Regions from separate parts of the Homo sapiens genome. Here all the other regions are linked to region 3. The links are chromatin contacts, found by Hi-C or POLR2A ChIA-PET in ENCODE. All regions are on one chromosome and are shown on one strand. The core of a region is the stretch at or near the end of the contact, and the rest is flanking DNA. Distances in the headings are between cores, read along the strand shown.

Region 1 (2,964 bases), core at 256-2,755, 1.2 Mb after region 3:
CTAGCTCCCTTTGTGACTTGAAAGGTCAAAACAGTTCTCCAAGCTCCAGAATTTTCCTTTATGTGGATCTATGTATTAATTTTTCATAAAACCTCAAAGAAAACTCCTTGCCTTCAGCATAGTTAGACAACGACTGAACATCTAGACTGGGCCATGTATTTTGCCAATACTAGGGGTAAAAAGGCTGACTTTCCCAGGTAAGTGAGGCAGAGGAATGTCCTCAGTCTAAATTGAAAAGAAACCTTCCCAAACTTACACTATTTTTTTCACACCAAATCAACTTGGCCTGTGAATTTTTTCTTTCCTTGAGGCTGAGTCAAGATGAACTAGCATTTGCGGGTGGAGTGGTTACTTGAGAGCACACCATTCGTTACAAGGGGTCTTTATATGTAAAGCAGAAACATTTTTGTTTTGCTTTTCAGTTGGAGTGAGCACGAGGAATTGATTCTTTTTTTTCTCCAAAGTTAAAAGAGCAAACCCAGAGACTACCAAAATGTTAGGTTTGTTTATCATTTCCAAGTTGAAATAAAGCGTAATGTGAATACTCAGCACTCTATCTTTCCCTGATTAAAGTGATCCTGCCCTTTGAATTGCTACACAGGATACTGTTCTGTACAGCTCACTCACACGGCTGTAATAAGTCACAACAGTTTGGCACCTCGCCCAACAAAATACAAACTCTCCTGAAGTCTTGAGCTTTCCCATGGCAACATCACAGTCACCAACACAGCAAACAATCACTCCAATCCCTGCTCCCGCTTTCCTTTTCTAACAGCAAAGGATATCATTGCAGCCAGCCTCTTAGAACTGTGCTCATTATCATCTATGAAAGGAGATAGCAACGGAGATCAAGTTGCCTTCAGTGCTGAGCTTAAAGTCAGACCAAAAGCAGGATAAGTACAGGAGCATAGGGAAGTTTTACTTATGCTTTTACTGTAAAGGAAGAGTGAGAGGCTGTATGAAAAGTATATTCCTTAAATATATCCCTTAAAGTATATTCCTTAATGTGCCTTGCTGCCCTGATTACCCAGTGGCTCTGGCTCACTCACAATCTTCATACAAAACTCCCATTCACATCTAGCCCAGGCACTCTCGACAGCAGCTGGGGAGGGGGAAATGCCATCTTAAAGCTGCAACTCCGACACATTCCTGAAACTGCAAAATTGGAACGGCTTTCAAACCTCAGCTGCTTTCTCCAAGGGAATGATCATTCTGCTCATATGGGAAGGCTGCCTAGCAGTAAGAGCAGGGTGGCAGCTCCGTACAGCAGATTAAAGCAGCACCACTTCCTTTATGACCGCTTCTTTTCAGATTCAAATAACATCCTTAGGGGTGCCAGTCTCTTCTCATAAAAAGTGTCTGGGCTCCCACAAATCCCCTAAAATGATAATCTCTTCGTGTGTATTAATTTTATTTTCATTTGATGGCCCATGAGAGTTCAGGAACAGAACTAATAGTGAACCCAAGGGAATGAATGGCCTATGACTCATGGGTGGATATCATTTTATAGGGGAAAGGAAGAGGAGGGTGGAAGAGAGTCCTGGCTTCATGTGGTTTTGAATGCTGATTGTTCTACTCTGGAATTATGGTAAAGCCCTGCGCATGCTCATGGAAGATTCTGGCTTCTTTACAATTCTAGACTCAGGCCTTACACAGTGTTATAGTTTACATTTGGGATCACCCGACCTCAGAAATCAAAATTTCAGAGGGAGTTTCATTTCAGCATAGCTAAAATTTGGGGGGCAGTGGTGGTGGGGCATTAGTCCATGTAATAAAGAATATAAAATACTAATGACAAAGTATGGAAGTAATTATACCAAGATATTTCAATGCTATCCTAAACCACAAGGAGGAAAAAAAAATCCAGTGATTTACTAAACAATAGTAGAATTCTGAAATATAACTGAAGCATCTCTAACATACATATGGGTGACTGCTGTGTCATTCAAGACTCTGTGTATTTAAGTACTAACCCTCAAAATCCATTTTAGTGACAATTTACATAATTACAGTATTACTGGAAATTCTGACATCAACTTTTCACTTACTGCATACCTGATTATGTTTTATTCTTTATTATCCAATCATTTCCCATACCCAAAATCTAATTATGTTGCAATTTTTATCAGTAAGAAACCTACTTTAGACATAAAATATTAAGCTAAATAAACAAATGGTACTTTGCATCAGAGTTGCTCTAACATCTCAGAATACACTTCCCAAAAATTACATCCATGGCTACTTCCTACTTCTTTATGTTTCAGCTTAAATTTAAAGAAACTTGTGCTTTATAAAAAATGACTAGCTATAATAATGTATATTTTTTAGTTTGTTTGCTTGTTTCTTATATGTCTTCCTATTAGAATGTAAAGACCTTGAAGCTGGGGACCATGTAGCTAACCTCATGTCTTACACACAATGGATACTGAGCAAATATTTATTGAATGAATGAATGCTTCATTTATCTATACACAGTGAACCATACATGTGCTATATACTTTCTGCTCTGTGTACTCTTGTCCAAATGTAAAAATGCTGCAGCATAAACAAATAATTCATGGCATAAAATACAATACAATAAAATGAAAATAACTCATTAGTTAAGTTCAGCAAAACAGAGAAGTAAAAGATAGAGAAAGGAAGAAAACTAAGTGCCCTTGCTGGTGTTAGCTGGCAATGTCTTTTGTCTTGAAAGTTCTGGGTGAATGTTTTTGGGTTTTTGGAGAGAATGTACTCCCACTGAAATGAGTAATCCATTGTGTCTAGCATCATACTGGGATTTGGAATGCCATTGTGTTTTAGTATGAAGTGCTTGACAATGCATTCACACCCAGAGGTCAGTTTCAAAACTGCCCTTTAGTTTAACCCTATAGTTGTGATTTAGTAGAAGGATTCGAATAACTGCATAATTTGTTTACCACACATTATTCTGCTCACAATTATGAGTAATTCATTCTTACCTAC
Region 2 (2,960 bases), core at 443-2,942, 1.9 Mb before region 3:
TATAAGTATGGGTTACATTACTTATTTCCTCGGGAAATATTCTGAAGGAGAATTGCTGGGTCAAACGATAAGCACTTTTTTTTTTTGAGACAGAGTCTCGCTCTGTTGCCCAGGCTGGAGTGCAGTGGCACGATCTCGGCTCACGGCAAGCTCCGCCTCCCGGGTTCACGCCATTCTCCTGCCTCAGCCACCCGAGTAGCTGGGACTACAGGCGCCCGCCACCACGCCCGGCTAATTTTTTGTGTTTTTAGTAGAGACGGGGTTTCACCGTGTTAGCCAGGATGGTCTCCATCTCCTGACCTTGTGATGATCCGGCCGCCTCAGCCTCCCAAAGTGCTGGGATTACAGGCGTGAGCCACCGCGCCAGGCCGATATGTACATTTTTAAGGCTAAATATATTATCCCTTTCCTGCCAGCAATGCATGAGAATACCCATTTCTCCATATCCTCACTAAGACAGGTTATTAATGAATGAAACCTGAGTTCACATTTGGGTTCTGCCATTAATAAGCTTAAAATTACTGTATCTATAAAATGGAAATCATGATAGCACCTATCTCAGTTGCTGTGAGGATTAAAGACAATGCATAGGTAAAGCACTTAGCACAGTGTTTGCACACAGTAAGCACGCAATAAAATGTTAAGTTTATTGTTTCTACCATTATTACGGCCTGAAAACAATTCCATTGCAAAGTGCCCTGCAGGCTATTAGAGGAATAACAACAACCTATCAGTTACTTATAATACGGTATTTTTTAAAGTTCAACGGTTTTCTTGAAGATTCCATTTAGATTTAATTTTTTAATTACATTTAATCAGCATCGAATGAAAAATACTCCCAAGTACAGTACGTATAACTGGGAGAGCGATCATTTTACCACCCTGATCCTTACTTTTTTATTTTGGACAGCGGGAAACCGTAAACAAACACGCCCTGTCGCCAAGAAACAAGATGGGAGGAAAGCAGCAAAAAACAAACAAACTTTGCCAAGTGAGCAAGCTACAGGTATCTCCTGTTCATTCTGGTCAGCACGACCTGTTCGAAACTCTGGGATAACAAGGAGTAAAATGAGGATTCATCTGGAGATTCCGAATGGGGCTGCAGCATTTGAAAAGCAGAACAATGATAACTTCCTTAAAGCATCATTGGGAAAAAAACCGTGAGTCACGGCGCAGGCTCTTGCGTCTTTGACGTGTACCCACAGGGCCCCGCCCCACTCAACACACACACTCACCCACACGCGCGCGCGCAAACACACACACACATATTTTAACGCCCTATTCAGGCCTGGGCTTCGTCTGACCAAGTTCTCGGGGTCAGATAACCGGTTCCTTTGCGGATGCTGACCACGGGGTCAGTTAGCAATCGGGCCTCAACTCAGGCCAAGCGCGGGGCCCCTGGAGGTGTGGGCGCACCCGACTCCCGCACAGACCCCCGCCCACGTCAGCCCCGGCTCCCTGCCCACGCACAACACCGACCTAGCTCCTCGCGCCTCGCCGCCCCGGCAGCCGCCGGCGTCGCCGCCGCTTCCATCTCTCGCGGGTCTCCAGGACGCCGCCGCCCGAGTGCTCACTCTCCCGCCGCTGCGTGGCCGGCGTCAGGCCCAGGCCTACCTCCCCTGCCCGGAGGGACCCGCGCCTGGTGCCCGCCTCCCTGCCCCGGCGCTCCCCAACCGCGCGGCGAGGAGCATGCGCAGTGGGACAGCCCGGCTCGGCGGGCACCGCCGGCGAGGGGCGGGAGGGGCCGAAGACCCGAGGACTGCTGCGAGGCCGGGTTGGGTAACCCGAGAGGAGGGTTGGGTAACCTGAGATCAGCGAGGGTGGGACCTTAGAGCTAGCCGAGACCCGGGCCCATAGCTCCCTGGGGGTTTTAAAGATGACGGCGAACTTAAATTTGGGGCGCCTGTCCGTATGCAAGGCGTTAGCGTTCTGTAAGTCACCTTGGAGAATGCGAAGAAGGACGGGATTTGTCCCCTACCCATGCTGAGGTTCTGACTACTCTGGTTATTCGTCTCCCTGTTTCTATAGTTAGAGTTACAGGAGACACTTAAATAGAATTTAATTAAGTCATATACAATTTCACTTTCAGGATATTTCAATGTCCTTCCAGATATTTGACGTTGACCGTGGTGCTGAAAGAAAATTAAGGTAAAGACTAAGTGTACTGATGTAGTTTCAAGTACTCCTAAGCACCATACATACATTATCTTTAATTCTGACTACAATTTGTGAGATAATTCTAATATTTACATTAACGCTAAAGATGAAGGGATTAAGGCACGGAGGTAAGTAACGTGTCTGGGGACAGGAAGCTTGTACATGGCAGAAGTAGAATCCTTCTGCCTTCAGAGCTGGAGCTCTCGAAAAATATGCAAAGCTGGCCTCCCAGATGGGTACCAATGAATATTCGATGAATCAATGGATGAAGCAAGCTTTTGGTTTAAAAGGAAAATATTTATTTTAATTTTAAAATCGCTTTCTTTTTTTTTTCACTTCATAGTTCTTGGAAGTCAGTACACCAGACAATCCTTTTTATTTGTGTCCGTTTCATTCAGTGGGGTTGCTTTAGGAAAGGGTTTTTTTGGGGGGGAGTGGGTCTGATTAACAGTCACTGATGTAACTATATGGCAATGGTGTTAAATATTTAAAATTCTGAGATTAAAAAGGTACGCAGTTACATACTATCTACATCTTTCCTCCTGTTGCATCCTCTGTAGGCTTTCACTAGATAACTAGTGATAATGACAGTTTGCCAACCCCCTTTCTTTTCCTTTAAGTGAACCCAATTTGTTCACATACATACACATGCAAATCCCAAAAGAAGGTTTTATTTGAAGTGTTCCTGACAAATAAAGGGGTAAAGGAGATTTTTTTTAAAAAAGAAGAAGAAGAAGAAATCTATTCTGGAACATAGCTAGAGCAATGTTCCCTAACCTGTGTTGGGGTGGATCACCTGGTTA
Region 3 (2,700 bases), core at 201-2,700:
CAGTGGGCTGCCTGTATTCTGTGACAAGGGATCCATTCATACCTAAGAGGACACATGAGCTCCAGTATACATGTCCAAGCATGTTCTGAGCAACACTGTAAGAGGCCAAAAGTGGAAACAACCCAAGTGCCCATCAACAGCACAAACATTTATACCATTGAATGCCTTACGGCAAGGTAACAGGATCAAGTACAGCTACATGGAACACATAGATGAGGGAAATAAAACACAAAATACATTAAAATATAAAAAGCACAATTCTATGTATATAAGGTTACATAACATTTTCAAAATCAGCAACGTTTTAATTAATTTAATTAATTTAGAATTCTCCTGCAGAGGAGTTTTCTCTCTTTTCTCCAATGTGTTAATTTATTTAATCATTTATTTACAACAGCACAGATTAATATTTATTTTATATTTTGGAATATGATATAGTAGTATTTTAGTTTGTTCCTTAAATTGTTCAAGATTTGGCCATTGGGAGCTGTTTTATTGGTTTTTGTACCCCTCTAAAATTACCCCATCAATGCTTTTGTTTGTTTTCTATTTATCACATCCTTATTTTCCAGCACTCCAAGATGCTCTAGGCCCTTTCTGTATATTTCCTTTCCAGATTTAGAAACTGTATTTCTTCATCAGTATTGCTAGATTGTTTTTTTCTTTAAAAGTGTTAGATTTCAGTTTTATTAATCATCTTTTTAAAAAAACATATTGTCCCTTTTATTTGTAATTCTATTTTTATTTTAATGTTTTATTTTTTGTTTTGGTTTTGTTTTACTAATTGCTTGACTTCAACATAAAAAAAGTTTTAGAAATGTGGTTATTAATTTTCAAGTAAATATGATTGGATTCAGGTTTTTTATTTTTAACCTTCAATATTATTTCACTGAGGTCCAGATGTGCTGAATTTATTGACCTATTAAATTTTAATTGACATTTATTTTGTAGTCTTGTATTGGGAAATTCTTCTGTTTTCTATATATTTTTGGTTGTTGCAGGTTATATGATCAAAATTGTTGTTTGTTGTGCAAATTATTATAGCATTACTAGTTTTGTTCTCTGCACTATTGATTTCTGAGAAAACGGTGTTACGGGGAAAAAACAAACTTCCATCATGAGTGCAGATTTTTCAGTTTTACCTTATAACTCTCAGTCTTGGCTATGTGTCACTGTTATGTGTTTAGGTGCGTTAAGTTCATCACTGTAATGTTTTCCTAGTGAATTTTCTTTTCAATAACTATGAAATGTGCTCCTTTGATCCTATCAATACACTGGATATTAATATTGTTGCCCTAGGTTTCTTTTGTTTAATATTTGTCTGGATTGCCTGTTCCCATAAATTGACCTTTAATCAGTTAGCTTTGTTCTTAAGATTGGTTTAAAACGTAGAATAATAGGGAGGAGCATGGGAGGGTGGGACGTCTAATGTAAATCCAGCCCAGTGATTACATTAGCTGGGCGCTGATTAGGTTAGGATGTTGCCCAGGTACAAGGCCAGGATCTTCGGGGCCTGGCTTCATTTGGAGTTCAGCTACCAAAAGGAAACCTTCCTCTGGGTCCTGGAGTATTTGGCCTGAAATTGGGAACTCGGAAGTTGCTGCTCCAGGGCGCTCCCTGCGGAGCTCCGCCGCCCGCCTCTCCGCCCGGCCTTTCCCGGCGTCCCCACGCGGGGCGCAACCGCGAGAAAGAAACGCAGGTCGCACCGTCAGCGCCCAGAGCAGCGCCAGTTTCCGGGCCCGGGCTGCTCTCGGAGCCATGAGCTGCGGCCGCCCCCCTCCCGACGTGGACGGCATGATCACCCTCAAGGTGGACAACCTGACCTACCGCACCTCTCCCGACAGCTTGAGGCGCGTGTTCGAGAAGTACGGGCGCGTGGGCGACGTGTACATCCCGCGGGAGCCCCACACCAAGGCGCCCCGGGGCTTCGCTTTCGTCCGCTTTCACGACCGGCGCGACGCCCAAGACGCCGAGGCCGCCATGGACGGGGCGGAGCTGGACGGACGCGAGCTGCGGGTGCAGGTGGCGCGCTATGGCCGCCGGGACCTGCCCCGCAGCCGCCAGGGAGAGCCACGCGGCAGGTCCAGAGGCGGCGGCTACGGACGGCGGAGCCGCAGCTACGGGCGGCGGAGCCGCAGCCCCAGGCGGCGACACCGCAGCCGATCCCGGGGTCCCAGCTGCTCCAGGTCCCGCAGCCGATCTCGCTATAGGGGTTCTCGCTATAGCCGGTCTCCCTACAGCCGATCTCCTTACAGCCGGTCGCGCTACAGCCGCTCTCCCTACAGCAGATCTCGCTACAGGGAATCTCGCTACGGCGGATCTCACTACAGCTCATCTGGTTACAGTAACTCTCGCTACAGCCGATATCACAGCAGCCGGTCTCACTCGAAGTCTGGGTCCTCCACTAGCTCTCGCTCTGCATCAACCTCCAAATCGAGCTCTGCGCGACGATCCAAGTCCTCCTCGGTCTCCAGGTCTCGCTCGCGGTCCAGGTCTTCATCTATGACCAGGAGTCCTCCCCGGGTATCCAAGAGGAAATCCAAGTCAAGGTCGCGATCCAAGAGGCCCCCCAAGTCTCCTGAAGAGGAAGGACAGATGTCCTCTTAAGAAAATGATGCATCAGGAAGCAACGTGATGGAGGACTTGGGGGAAAAGGATCACATACTCAGTCTATGGAAGCAACGTCCCTGGAAGAAGAGG
Region 4 (2,979 bases), core at 24-2,523, 1.4 Mb before region 3:
TATTACTTCTCCCTCCTGGTTCTCTTCATGTGTGTTCCAGGAGGATGTTATCACTATCTACCCAGGTGCTAGGTATCTGGGACTTGGGCATCACCCTTGTTTTCTCCTCTTGTGCCTCCCATAACCAGGTAACCACCAATTCCTGATGTTTGGCTTCCTATTCAATCTACTCACCTCTCTCCATTCTCATTGCTATTATCTTTCACTTTCTGTAGTAGTATACGGCCTTCTGTCTTCACTCTCTCTGACCTTTTCCCCACTGTGCAGCCAGATCTGATCGTGTCAGCAACTTCCCATCCCCACCCCCCATTTTTAATCCTTTGATTCCTGATGTTTAACCCCCATGACCCAGACTGCAAAATCTAGTATAGGCATCATAATCCATCCAGAGTAACATAATGTACTCGGCACATAACAGATACTCAATAGGTATTAACCTGTGCTCACCGCCTGATTATTGGTTATTTACAGCAGATAAATCCGTGAGGTGCTCTCCGTGCGCTGTACCTCTGGAGGCACAGGGTAACATACGGCTCATTGTTGTTATGAGCTGGAGGCCTTAAATGAAAGCTATAAGACGTTAACTGCGCATAATAGTACCAATGAATTCCGTAGTCAGTACAGAAAAGGATGCATATCCCAAGATATCTTCATGATGGGGCCTTAAAACAAAAGTCACCCTCATGGCTCTGCACTTTTTTTTTTTTTTTTTAGACAGGCTTTGGCTCTGTCGCCCAGGCTGGAGTGCAGTACTGGCGGGATCTCGGCTCACTGCAACCTCCACCTCCTGGGTTCAAGCGATTCTCCTGCCTCAGCCTCCCGAGTAGCTGGGATTACAGGCGCCCACCACCACGCACGGCTAATTTTTGCTGTTGTCGTATTTTTTGTAAAGATGAGGTTTCACCATGTTTTTAAAAGGACTTGGTCTTGAACTCATAACCAAAAATACATAACCTCGAACTCTTGGGCTCAAGTGATCCTCCCGCCTTGGCCTCCCAAAGTGCTGGGATTACAGGCGCGAGCCACCGAGCGCGGCCCATACGGGAAAACGTCAAAGCCTGACAGGTGTGACAAATAATGGGCCCCTAGGCAGGCTGGGGCTGGCGCGTGCCTGTGCGCGTGCGCGGGGCGCGGGGTTTTTAACACCGCGCAGCCTTCCCGGCGGCCCCCGAGGAAGGCGGGACAGGGCCTATTCCCGCGGTTTGGTCCGGCCATTGGCGGGCGGTTTGAATGACGGAAGTGACGGCGGCTCGGCGATGGCTCTCCCGCAGGCGCAGAAACGGCTGCTGGGCAGCTGATGGGCAGGAGCTTACCAGGCTGGCTTGCTCTGAGCTGCGGTTACTGTGTCCAGGCCCCGGGTTCTCAGGTGAGTCAGGGATGCACTGGCTTCCCAGTCGCCCCGTAGGAGCATGACTCCCCGAGGCCCAAGAGCTGGGATTGTATTCCGGAGGAATGGGATCCCAGGAAGGCGCCTTGTTGCGAACGCAGGTACGGCTCGCGTTTCTCAGGCTCCGCAGGCCGTGGGCCCTGCCCGCGGTCGGGCTGGCGGCTGTAAGGAGTGTCCGGACCAGACCCGGTAACTCAGTGCGAGAGGCTTTGCGCGCTCTCCTGGGGTCGGGTCGCGCGAGCTTCCCACGCAGCCTCCCCTGTCGCGGAGCTTCCGTGTCGGGGGAGGGGCGCTTCCCCCAGATCACCCGCGGACATGGCCTGCCACCTGGTAGCTGTTAAAAGAGCCTTGCCTGGATCGTTTCATGCAAAGAGCACGCTCTCTTTTGGTGTCTGCCACCTTAATCTCACAGTTATTCAATCCTGTCACAAACTCAACTTTTAAAACAATGGTGAACTTTTGAGTCCTTAATACTTAGAGTGTATTTGAAGACTTCACGCTAAGTCACATAGACGTCAGAACAAACCTTTTGGGGTAGATATTATTATTCCCTTTATACAGTTTAAGAAAACGAAACCAAAGTGACTTCAGTGACTTGGCCAGTATCTTCCTGCTAATAAGTGGCAGTGTTGGGTCTTGAACCCAGATCTTCCAAGTTTAGTGTTAATTTTGTGATTACTATGTACCAGGAGCCATTTAATCCTCAGGACGAAATCTTGCAAGATAAGTAGTATAATCTTCAATATTGGATAGTAATAAAATGTAGAATTTAAAAATCCATATTACTAAGAATAAATAATTAATAAACAAGTAAATGGGGCAGCAGGGAAAACTTCCTTACAGCAGGATTCCGATTGATAATTGTAGAAGGAATAATGGAAATAGAAAATACTATTTGGTAAACACCACAGTAGTTGTTTCAGACAACAGTCATCAATGGATACTAACGTCAATGGGCAAAAGTATGATGAAAAGCATATTTCTGTAGCCTCTACTCTGTCTTCATGAGATATTTATAAAGGAAAAGTAGTAACTACAGAGGAGAAACCTGGTGGACATCATCTTAACCAAGTGACCAAAATTCAGCATCATTTACCTCTTGATAACAATGCACTGAAAAGGTGCCTAATCAATTCTGTGGTGTTCTTGCCAAAAATACATAACCTCAGTTTAATCACATAAGATTAGACAAATCTAAATGGAGGGACATTCAACAAAGTACTTGGCCAGTATTTTCAAAAATGACAGGGTCTTGAAAAGACAGACTGAGAAACTGTCCCAGATTAAGGGGGACATGACAACTTTGACATGAGAATGTAACTCACATATCTTAATCTCCTGCATTCTGAAATCTCCATTTGCACTGAGGCCATGCTTCCCATGGGCTGCTCCTAGCCACTGACAGTGGCAGGCCTGTTCCTGAGAATCTCCCCACGGGTTCTTGCTGAACATTTCTTATACTGCATGGCTGTCTAAGAGGGGTCTACCCATTGTTACTTCCCTCCATTCAGTGTTAGACTTACACTGAAGTCTGAGGCGCTTGTAACTTTTATCAGCTCCCTCCCATTTTCCCTCACACACGCATTTCTCCT

Evidence for each region. Hi-C counts contacts between places; a loop is a spot of excess contacts on that map. ChIA-PET counts read pairs that join two places held with the same protein, here RNA polymerase II (POLR2A). Pooled maps may share reads with other maps.
Region 1: a loop to region 3 is called in a pooled map, with 2.3 times the contacts of the local background. The contact joins the enhancer-like site here to the promoter of SRSF8 in region 3. A Hi-C loop is called at or near these places in 1 of 50 pooled maps. POLR2A ChIA-PET finds 5 or more read pairs at or near these places in 2 of 52 experiments (PC-3 and PC-9).
Region 2: a map of B cell shows a loop between it and region 3 (15-fold over the local background). The contact joins the promoter of SLC36A4 here to the promoter of SRSF8 in region 3. A Hi-C loop is called at or near these places in 5 of 168 maps with a recorded cell type or tissue (B cell, CD4-positive, alpha-beta memory T cell, CD8-positive, alpha-beta T cell and 1 more) and 9 of 50 pooled maps.
Region 4: a pooled map shows a loop between it and region 3 (6-fold over the local background). The contact joins the promoter of CEP295 here to the promoter of SRSF8 in region 3. A Hi-C loop is called at or near these places in 2 of 37 single-sample maps with no recorded cell type and 12 of 50 pooled maps. POLR2A ChIA-PET finds 5 or more read pairs at or near these places in 2 of 52 experiments (CD8-positive, alpha-beta memory T cell and Panc1).

The regions. Positions count from the first base shown.
Region 1 is chr11:96,306,431-96,309,394 of GRCh38, forward strand. The region is part of intron 1 of MAML2 (mastermind like transcriptional coactivator 2); the gene reads right to left. Among named protein-coding and RNA genes, the nearest start is that of MIR1260B, 34 kb to the right of the region's middle. Within about 2 kb of position 1,506, at least 31 of the 41 ENCODE cell types and tissues checked have a DNase peak (open chromatin) inside an H3K27ac peak, as active enhancers do; they include PC-3 and PC-9, where a contact is called at or near this core.
Region 2 is chr11:93,196,299-93,199,258 of GRCh38, forward strand. It overlaps SLC36A4 (solute carrier family 36 member 4), which reads right to left and starts at 1,693. Exons shown (of 11, transcript NM_152313.4): 1 at 1,480-1,693. The coding sequence starts at 1,534. RefSeq lists a silencer at 1,455-1,834.
Region 3 is chr11:95,065,469-95,068,168 of GRCh38, forward strand. SRSF8 (serine and arginine rich splicing factor 8) reads left to right here and starts at 1,451. Exons shown (of 1, transcript NM_032102.4): 1 at 1,451-2,700. The coding sequence starts at 1,759. The coding sequence ends at 2,607. RefSeq lists enhancers at 1,275-2,032, 1,757-1,946, 2,527-2,636 and a silencer at 1,427-1,506.
Region 4 is chr11:93,660,409-93,663,387 of GRCh38, forward strand. CEP295 (centrosomal protein 295) reads left to right here and starts at 1,274. Exons shown (of 30, transcript NM_033395.2): 1 at 1,274-1,366. RefSeq lists a silencer at 1,038-1,107 and an enhancer at 1,268-1,397.